Regions from separate parts of the Homo sapiens genome. Here region 1 is linked to region 2. Evidence: chromatin contacts called from ENCODE Hi-C data. All regions are on one chromosome and are shown on one strand. Each heading gives the region's core, a stretch centred on a gene start or an enhancer-like site at or near the end of the contact. The rest is flanking DNA. Distances are from core to core; before and after follow the strand shown. Region 1 holds the start of TRIM24 (tripartite motif containing 24). Region 2 holds the start of BPGM (bisphosphoglycerate mutase).

The links. A loop is a pair of places that touch in the nucleus more often than their neighbours do. Pooled maps may share reads with other maps.
Region 1: a loop to region 2 is called in a pooled map, with 13 times the contacts of the local background. The contact joins the promoter of TRIM24 here to the promoter of BPGM in region 2. A Hi-C loop is called at or near these places in 6 of 50 pooled maps.

What each region holds. Positions count from the first base shown.
Region 1 is chr7:138,457,415-138,462,271 of GRCh38, forward strand. TRIM24 (tripartite motif containing 24) reads left to right here and starts at 2,845. Exons shown (of 19, transcript NM_015905.3): 1 at 2,845-3,498. The coding sequence starts at 3,135. RefSeq lists enhancers at 1,300-1,810, 2,214-2,996 and silencers at 2,507-2,896, 2,957-3,206, 3,237-3,716.
Region 2 is chr7:134,645,060-134,650,090 of GRCh38, forward strand. It overlaps BPGM (bisphosphoglycerate mutase), which reads left to right and starts at 1,794. Exons shown (of 3, transcript NM_001724.5): 1 at 1,794-1,878. The region is part of intron 1 of LOC124901750 (a long non-coding RNA gene); the gene reads right to left. RefSeq lists enhancers at 1,771-1,920, 2,021-2,130.

The sequences.
Region 1 (4,857 bases), core at 1,595-4,094, 3.8 Mb after region 2:
TTTTCTTAAGTGTCCCTGGAAGTTATAGAATTTCCACCCACTAGCACCTTTTGAGGGGTGGGATGAGAAATCTTACTAGCATCTAATGCTTTTTTTTTTTTTTGAGACGGAGTTTAGCTCTTGTTGCCCAGGCTGGAGTGCAATGGCACGATCTTGGCTCACTGCAACCTCTGCCTCCCAGGTTCAAGCAGTTCTCCTGCCTCAGTCTCCCGAGTAGCTGGGATTACAGGCATGCAACACCATGCCGGGCTAATTTAATGTTTTTAGTAGAGACAGGGTTTCTCCATGTTGGTCAAGCTGGTCTTGAACTCCTGACCTCAGCTGATCCGCCTGCCTTGGCCTCCCAAAGTGCTGGGATTACAGGCATGAGCCACTGCGCCCGGCCAGCATCTGATGCTTTTATTCTCCTTGCTGATGCCCTTCTCTTCCAGTTCAGACAGCTTTGATCTCCTCTCTCATAGGTGGTGGTAGTGGTGCAGTTAAGAAACAAGAAACAGCGCATCATCCAATTAGGCGGAAGCACAGGATGGATATGGGAAAGCAGTAACATCAGACAAGAAGATCAGATGGGAATAAAATTGTGGAGAGCTTTGGATGCAGTGGAGAGCCACAGAAAATTATGGGATAAGGGAGGGACATAGGATGAGAGCTGTAATTAAGGAAGAGTAATCTATTGGTAGTGTGGATCTTTGTGAAATATATTTGAACACGCTTTGTAGGGCAACAATATCCAAATAAAGAAATCATATGATTAAGAAAAACAAACAGTAAATTCATTTTCTGGACTTGAAGTTCCATATATGTGAACAAAGTACAATGTACGATTGTTTTACTCATGTGAAATTAGGAAGGCTAAAACGATGGAAGATCATTTTCTGTAAAACCATGGTGATTTGAAAAACTTTAAGCTAGTGGGTTTGATCAAATTACATGGAATTCTTTCAAAACCAGCCTATTCAATTTTACTTCTCAGTTTTCCTTCCCTACCACCATCATCTGGGGAATAAGAGGGACTTGTCTTTAGTAGGCTTGAATCCTGTATACCACCTATGTAATGAATTTTTAGCATATTAAGGGAGTTGATTTTTGAATACAAAATTCCATTCCTATTATGTGAATGTTTTCAAGGTGTAGCTTCAAAAATATACAATATGGTTTGAATTCTGGGGAAGGAGTGTTCAACTTTGGGGTGGCTTTAGGGGATAACAGATAAGTCAGAATTTTGAAGGAACTAAAACAAAGGGAACAGCGTGTACAAAGCAGGGTGGCCTTACAATTGCTGCAGCATGAAGCATGAGAGTCGCGGCGACTTCAGCTTGAGAGGCATATACGGACGAAATCGTGGAGAGATTTGTGAGTGGGTGAAGACCTGTGGGACAGACTTCCGTTTCTGGACCCACCCAGGTCAGAATCACTTGAGATGCTATCAAAATTGAATAACTGAATACGGAGGTGGCCCAAGCACCTGTTTTTCACTAAGCTTCTCAAGTTATTCTTATGCAAACTAAGGTTTAAGAGCTACTTCCATGCAAAAAAACAAACAAACAAAAAATCCCAAGCTTAAACAGGAACCAATGGGTGGGGGAGGCGGGAAGAGCTGTTGAATGTCTTGTGATTAAGTAAAAGAACCTCTCACTTGAGGCCTACGGAGGTTGTGTTTAAGGGCAAGGTCTTGAAGGAAGGCTACGTTGCCTAGCCCTCCCCCATTGCCATCCCATATAGTCCTCCAGGAAAACTGTGATTTTAGCAAAGCCTTTCATGACCCACTCCATCTTTCTCTAAAGTCCAGTACCGCTTCATTAGTATTGACAAAAAAAAAAAAAAAAGGTAAATACTTCTTAAAGTTACGTGTTACAAAATCTTGTTTCCTTCATTCCGTTTCTATTCTTCAAGTTCCTTAAAAGCTGCGCCATTTTTTGAGTGAAAAATGTGCGTAACTTCTGATATCAGCGTAGAGAGGTGAGGGAGGGAGGGAGGGAATAAAATAAGAGGGAGGGAGGAAATACAAAAGAATCCTGAAGTTATGAATTATTTGGGTAACAGTATTGAGGTTTATTTTTGCTTAATGATGCTATATTTATGCAATAAAAACATTTGTCAATCTGTATTAATTCCTGGGAAAACGAACCACTTTTAGTCACTTAAAAAGCAAATCACTGACTTTAAAAATTAATTTCACCTTTTTCATTGGGGAAACCCTTTAAAAATTTCCAACTTGCACGAGAACTTCCCCCCCTTATTCTTCATACTCATTCATTCTAGAGATGAGTAAAATTAGGTTGCAATATCCCTGCTGCCTCCAGAGTACCTCTTTCACACAGTATTTTAAAAAATTATTTCCTTGTTTGCTCTTCAGTACCTCCACTCCTTCCTCCTGTGACCCTCCGACCATATTTACTCCTCCTACAAGACCAGGTCTCCAGTAATGAAATCAGTTTTCCAAGCAGTTACTTAATTAACGGCATTGAGTAGACAAGTGAGGTCCCGCCCCCTAGGAGGAGCTAACACCGCGGACCGAATCAGGCGGATGGTCGTTAACAAATGAACCCTTAATCTTTTCAGAGGAGGAAACATACACAAAGGCCCAATCAGAAGCCGCGATTTCAGGCGTCCGGAGGGGGCGGGGCTGGGCAAGCACCTCCCACTTCCCAACCTCCCGCCGCGGCCGACGGAGCCTCGCGGGCTCCAACAGGTCCCGCCCCCTCGCCAGGCGCGGCCGCTATTGGGCGGCGCGCTCCACACCGAAGCCTCAGTTGCTGGGAGAGGGAGGGCGGGGGCGGGGGCGGGGCCTGAGGTGGGCCAGGGGGATGAAGAGAAAGGCGGGGAGGCAAGGGCGGGCTGGGCGTATTCCACGAGCGCCTCGGCGGTTGGCGAAGCGGACGGGGTGCAGCCTCCCCGGTGCGAGGAACGGTCTCCGCTGACAGATACCCTCCTTCCGGCCGCGCCACTCGGGAGGCGGATCCCGTGGGCCTGAGGAGGCTTCCCCCGCCCGGTTTGCTTTCCCTCCCTCGCTGGCGCTGCCGCGAGTCCACCGAGCGGCCTCTGAGGAGCAGCCGCAGGAGGAGGAGGAGGTCGTCGGGGGCGGCGGGCGGAGACCGCGCTCTCGCTTCCCCGGCGGCGGCAAGGGCAGGACAATGGAGGTGGCGGTGGAGAAGGCGGTGGCGGCGGCGGCAGCGGCCTCGGCTGCGGCCTCCGGGGGGCCCTCGGCGGCGCCGAGCGGGGAGAACGAGGCCGAGAGTCGGCAGGGCCCGGACTCGGAGCGCGGCGGCGAGGCGGCCCGGCTCAACCTGTTGGACACTTGCGCCGTGTGCCACCAGAACATCCAGAGCCGGGCGCCCAAGCTGCTGCCCTGCCTGCACTCTTTCTGCCAGCGCTGCCTGCCCGCGCCCCAGCGCTACCTCATGCTGCCCGCGCCCATGCTGGGCTCGGCCGAGACCCCGCCACCCGTCCCTGCCCCCGGCTCGCCGGTCAGCGGCTCGTCGCCGTTCGCCACCCAAGGTGAGAACCGGCCGCGGCCGCTGGGGAGCCCGGGGAGAGGGCCAGGAGGGGGCGGGCGCCCTTGTGCGGCGCGACCCGCTGTCATGTCGCCGCCGCCCGGGGTGCGCGGCGGGGGAGGGGCGAGCAGGAGGGTCTGTGCTGGCGACGGTGACATGGAGGGCCCGCGCTCTGCGGCGTGTCGCGCTCGGCCAGCAACTTCCCCGGGCGCTGTGGACTTGACCGCGCCGCCGCCGCCGCCGCTGCTCCGCATTCTCAACAGCCGGGCGGCCCCTGCCACTCGCACTTTTGCAGACCTCTGTCGGAGTCTCCTGCAGCCGGAATCTCGGGTTCTTTGCCGGCTGCAGCCAGTTAACTGCTACCCGCCCGCTGCCTCCACAAAGCTTTGTCCAGGTCCATATGATCCTGATCATCTCGTCTATACTCACGTTATTTGAGCTGCAGGGGAGAAGGGAGGGATGAAGATGAAGTGATGGTGACTTTCTTTGATGATTGATTGCAGATCGGATGTCATTTATTTCTTATCTTGCATGTTTGGGGCTCTTTACCTTAATGAGTTCCCAGTTCTCTTCCCTCTCCTCTGCTGGGGACAAAGGAACCAAGAGACGTTGTTTTGTTGTGTGTCTCTTTCAAAGGTTTTATTTTGAGACGGCGAAGAGAAATAATACAAAGTGATTTGGGTTTTCTGGTATTTTATAGATAAAGCTGGAAGTTACTGTTCTCTTTGTGGTGTTTATTACTGTAAAATTAGACTTTTGACAGGTGTTCCATTGCTAACTTTGACAGGTTTGAAACATTTAAAGTAAGTTTGAGTACAGTTTCGGGTAGAACACTTGGCGGTTTTTAAATTTTATTATTGCAAATATTTGAGCACCTCCTTTTTAAAAATACAGTGTAACTGGAAAAGCATTTTTAATACTTTTTAGAGGAAATAGTTGATTTAGTTTGAAATAAAATGCTAATTAAGTAATTATGCTAGGTCAAGGGGCGTATGAAATGGATACTTCAAATAGATTGTGGGCTGAGACTCATTTATTTGACTGCATGTTAGGAGCAGTATCCACTTGTAGGAGACAGTTTTCCGTGGGTCTCCGTTTCTTCACTCTTGCCAGCACCCTTGCCAGCGAGATACTGACTGCCCTTTGTTTCTATTTTTTCACGGATATTATCTAAAGAGCAGCCTTGGAAGATAGAGATAGTGTCTTCCACCAGAGCAAAAGGCGGGGATACATATTATCCAGTATAATAAGAATAACGTCTCCCTCTGGAGCGAAAGGGTAGGCATGCTTACTGCCCATCTTAAAAGATTAGGGTTCCCTAAGCTTAGGGTTCCTCTCCTGTAGAGAAGGAACTGCCTGTGTA
Region 2 (5,031 bases), core at 544-3,043:
AACATAATTAAGTATGGAGAACAATCTTGCCATAGGGCAAAAGTAACTCCTGAAATTCTGTTAGCCTCTGTGCACATTTGTCTTACAAACATGCTTGCTCCTGATGAAAATCTGCTTTTTAATTCCTTCTAGACAGAATCACTGATATAAGCTTCCATCTTATATCAAAATGACTCATTCATAAGCCACATACTCTTGCGAATGATTCTAAAAGGCAAGTGATGTTTGATATTAAGGTTTTATGTGACAAGCTAGCATTCCATGGGTGTCCATAACAACAGTAAACTTAAATCCAATGAGTAGGCGCCCTTAAGTCCAGACTAAGTAGCCCTAAATGCCAAATGCCACAAGACTGTCACTTGGTAATGACTGTCATTAGCCTCCGGAGTATGGATGGTGGGCACTCTGAATAGGAGCTTTATTACACTGTAGAAGAAAAGCTTTCTCCTTACTTTGTCCTCAACTGATATTGAGAAAAAAGCAAGAGGGCAAATGTATAAGATTTGGAAGCTGCCCCTTCCAGCTGTTCTGGCCTGAACTCTAGTTAATCTTGTGCAAGTTAAATTCTAACTATCACTAGGTGAGACCTATCACCTGCTGGGACCTGTCAAGCCTCGGATTAGTGCCGTCCCGGAAGTAAAGTTCTGTTGATATCCCAGGAGGAACTGTCATGCTCTAACATGGATAAATGAGATACAGAACTGGCTACGATTAGGTCTTAATGAGTTCAATAAAGAGTGTGTCACAGAATTTCAAATGTGGAAAGATTATCTTTTCAACTGTATGTATAATTTATTCTGAGGACTTGCTTGCGTGTCACAAACCTAATGCATTTGTTAGGAGGATGAAACAGGAAAAACTCACAGGAGGACACGAAACACTACTTAGGATAGCTTCTAAGAAGGGAATCTCCCATAACATTCCTTATCTTTCCCGCCCACCCAAGAGTTCTGACACATATGCTTCAAAACCTCGTGTGGTAGTTCAAGCCTGCTTAGAAGCTTTTAAGGCCTCGTGCCAGGTTTCCGGTGTTTTCATAGATTTCTCTTGTTCAGTTATTGTCGCCTCCAAATTTGTCATTCTCTCATTCCACTCTAGCCTCCCTTCCTCTGTGCAATAAGCTTTTAGGGCATTCCATTAATCACTTTTCTTCCCCACCTAAAATACTGTCAGCAAACTGCCTAGGGGAATCCCTATAAAAGCGGTAAGAGAAAGTAAGGTTGCGTTACTGCCTATAAATTGGGCACTTTAAAGGCATTTGTTTTAATCACGACTTAAGACTTTCAACCACGAGTAATTTGTGCGAAAGGAGCTTCTTCTGGGAGGATACCTCGGCTTCGTCTTCAGGTTTCAATCCCTAAATTTCCCATAAGTAAAAGAAACATCACCTCCTCTCTTCCAAGAGTCCGCTGACACCTGTCTTCACCCGCAGGTGTTTCTTTTAAGACGTTAAACGCTTTCTAGAACCTCAAACAGCTAAGATGCTCCCCGCACCCGAGGTTTTGCACCAGCGACGCTCTAGGGTGTGTTTTTCTACTTCCCTAGGCCCAAGCCTGCCCGCTGGCGTCGAAGCCAACTCCTTACTGGTTCAGGTATGTGCTCGTCTCTAGAGTAAACCAATCAGAGCCCCACTTCTTACTCCTGGGATTTGGTAAACGGAAGAGACCTCTCCTGTTCCGGGAGTAGGCCGGGACCGTGGATGAGTGACAGTTCGACTTTCCAATAGGCAGAGCCCTAGGACCTGCCCACGTCTGGTTCAGGGGCTAGAAAAGAGCGTCGATGCCGGCGGCAGTGATGAGTCCTAGGAGGCGCTGGCTCTTTGGCGGCTCGGAGGAGCGGCTGCTGCTGCTGCTGCTGCTGCTGGTGGCCCCTTTGCAGGTGAGTGGCTTTGTTTTAGAAAATGTTGCGAACGTTTACATTTTTTAGTGATGTGATGTTTTATTTTTGGGTGCGGGGAAGGCCAGTTTCTTTACTTCCCCCGGTTTAGTCGTTGGTGGGAGTCTGGTGCCCACTCCAGCCCTCAAGCTGGGACCCTCACTTATCGCCCCGGTCCCTTTCCCTTGTCCCTATCTCAGAATGAGCCTCGCAGGCAGTCACCGTTCTGTCAACTGAGAGGAGGAGCCCGCTTTGGTAGTGCTGTCCTTATGGCAAGAATATATAGAAGTTGGAGGGAAGATAAACTCTCTTCTGGATGTCTGAGGTACTGTGTAGCAGAGCCCTTCCAATAGTAAGATCCCCTGGAAGGAAGCAGGGCGATGCCGCTGTATTTAGGGTTCTGGCAGACCTGGCCCTATCTATCATTTTGTGTAGTAGACAGAAAAACTCGAATGCGGTGAAAAGAGAAGGAGGTGAATATATGCAGTGTTTTCATGTAGGAATCTGGAGCCAAATCACAAGTTCTTAGAACCACTAGAAATAAAAACGTAAGTGTATTTTCCTCTTTTCTAAGGGACGAGCTGGTATTACACTAGAGAAGGTCAATGAAATGCATAATTGCAGTTAAGTTCACAGTTAAGCTTTAAAGAATAGTTGGTTGTTAGCTAACTTATAACTCTCATCCCCCTACTGCCTCCCTTGCAAATTACGGAAGATCTTTAGCTTGTGAGTGGTACTAGAATGTTAGCTGACTAAATGCAGACTCTTTCCAAGAAGGGGAAAAATCAAAAGCTAAGTTTCACCTGTAGGTACTAAAGGTTTTTTAATAGTGAAAGCAGAACTCATGTCAATTTGTCTTTTATTTTTTATTTTTTTTGAAACGGAGTCTCGCTCTGTCGCCCAGGCTGGAGCGACTGCAGTGGCTCGATCTCGGTTCACTGCAACCTCCGCCTACCGGGTTCAAGTGATTCTCCTGCCTCAGCCTCCCAAGTAGCTGGGATTACAAGCATAGGCCACCACGCCTGGCTGATTTTTGTATTTTTAGTAGAGACGGGGTTTCACCATGTTGGCCAGGGTGGTCTTGAACTCCTGACCTCAGGTGATCTGCCTGCCTCGGCCTCCCAAAGTGCTGGGATTACAGGCGTGAGCCACCGTGCCTGGCCTTGTCTTTTTTCTTTCTTTCTTTCTTTTGTTTTGGTTTTTTTTTTGTTTTGTTTTCAGACGGAGTTTCGCTTCTGTTGCCCAGGCTGGAGTGCAATGGCGCGATATTGGCTCACCGCAACCTCCGCCTCCTGGATTCAATCGATTCTCCTGCCTCAGCCTCCCGAGTAGCTGGGATTACAGGCATGCGCCCCCACGCCCAGCTAATTTTGTGTTTTTAGTAGAGACAGGATTTCACCATGTTGGCCAGGCTGGTCTCGAATTCCTGACCTCAGGTGATCTGCCTGCCTCGGCCTCCCAAAGTGCTGGGATTACAGGTGTGAGCTACCGCGCCCGGCCTTCTTTTTTTTTGAACTGCCTCCCGTGAGTCCAGGGAATAGCTCTTTCTTAGCCATCTTTGTATTCCAGTAGCACCTCATACACCGCAGATGCTCCCCAGTTGGTGGTGGACTTCAGAGAAGCATAATTCAAACAGTGTCATAGTGGAAGGAGCTCTGAGTTAGAAATCAAGAACATTGGCTTTAGTCCTGAAACTGTTACTATTTGTGTGATCTTAAACAAATCATTTCAACTGTGACTCTTAATTTTTGCATTTTTTTTTTGAGACAGGGTCTCGCTCTGTTGCCCAGGCTGGAGGGCAGTGGCGCAATCTCTGCTCACTGCAACCTCCACCTCTGCCTCCTGGGCTCAAGCGATCCTACCATCTCGATTTTTGCATCTTTAGAAAGCAGATGTTGCATTAAATTATATCTGAGATATAAACTCTGTATTTAAAGTCTGTTTTAAAGTAAAAATTATTAGTATACAAGCAGAATCTCATTGCAGTAAATTCTGTACCATCTATTAGCAAGTAAAAGTTCCCAGCTTCAAGGATATATTCTTGTTTTTTAATTTTTAATTTTTGTGGGTACCTAGTAGGTGTATATATTTATGGGTTACATGAGATATTTTGACATAGGCATGCAATGCATAATCACATCAGAGTACATAGGGTAGCTGTCACCAAAAGCATTTATCCTTTATGTTTCAAACAATCCAATTGTACTCTTTTAGTTATTTGAAAATTTACAATTAAATTGTTTTTTTTTTTACTATAGTCACCCTGTTGTGCTAGCAAATACTAGGTCTTATTGATCTTCCTATTTTTGTCCCCATTACAAGGATATACTCTTTTGTGTTCCTATTTAAACCAAACCAGATTATTGTAGAAAATTTGGAGCATACCGAAGTATAATGTGGCAGAAAAATGTCACTTAGAAGCAACTACTGTTAGTGTTTGGGTAGAGCTTTTAGTCTTTCTTCCTCTTTTGCCTGCTGTGGTTGGTTGAGATTAAGAGGCACATTTTAAGTAATGATTGATGCACCTAAATTCACCTGGCCTTCATCTTTGTGTGTCTGGGGCCTGAAGAACAGAGGTCACAAACGTGTTTGAACCGAATGGTTTCTTGAAACATCCTTGGAATGAAATCTGATATGAAAGATGTTTATATGGGTGGCAGGACAAAAAGTATTACTTAATAACAAAACCCTTCTGCTGAAACTTAGCCACAAATATGAGGAAAACATACTTTGTAAAATATAAATTAAATGTTAACCACTTCATTAAAGCATTTGGATTGCAGAATATTAGTACTTGGTAAGCTTCTGAGACTGTATCTTACCATCACCTTCTTCCATCCCACAATATTTGATTGCATTCCTCCTTCTACCACCTAATTTAAGCATTTCTCCTCTAATTCCTCCCTTCATTTTACTTTATTCCCAGCTTTCGCTTCTGCTCATATCATCGGCAAGGTAGGATTGCTTTGACGGGCCTGAGATCTGTGCCATTATTTATGAGTTAGTCAAAGTCTGCTCCATTCTACCTCTCACTTTTTGGTAGAGTGCTTCACCATAATCTCATTTAATCTTTCTGATAGCCCCCTGAGAACAGTAGTTTCATGATCCTCATCTTTATAGATATGGAACCTGAGGTTCAAAGAATTTAAATAAGTT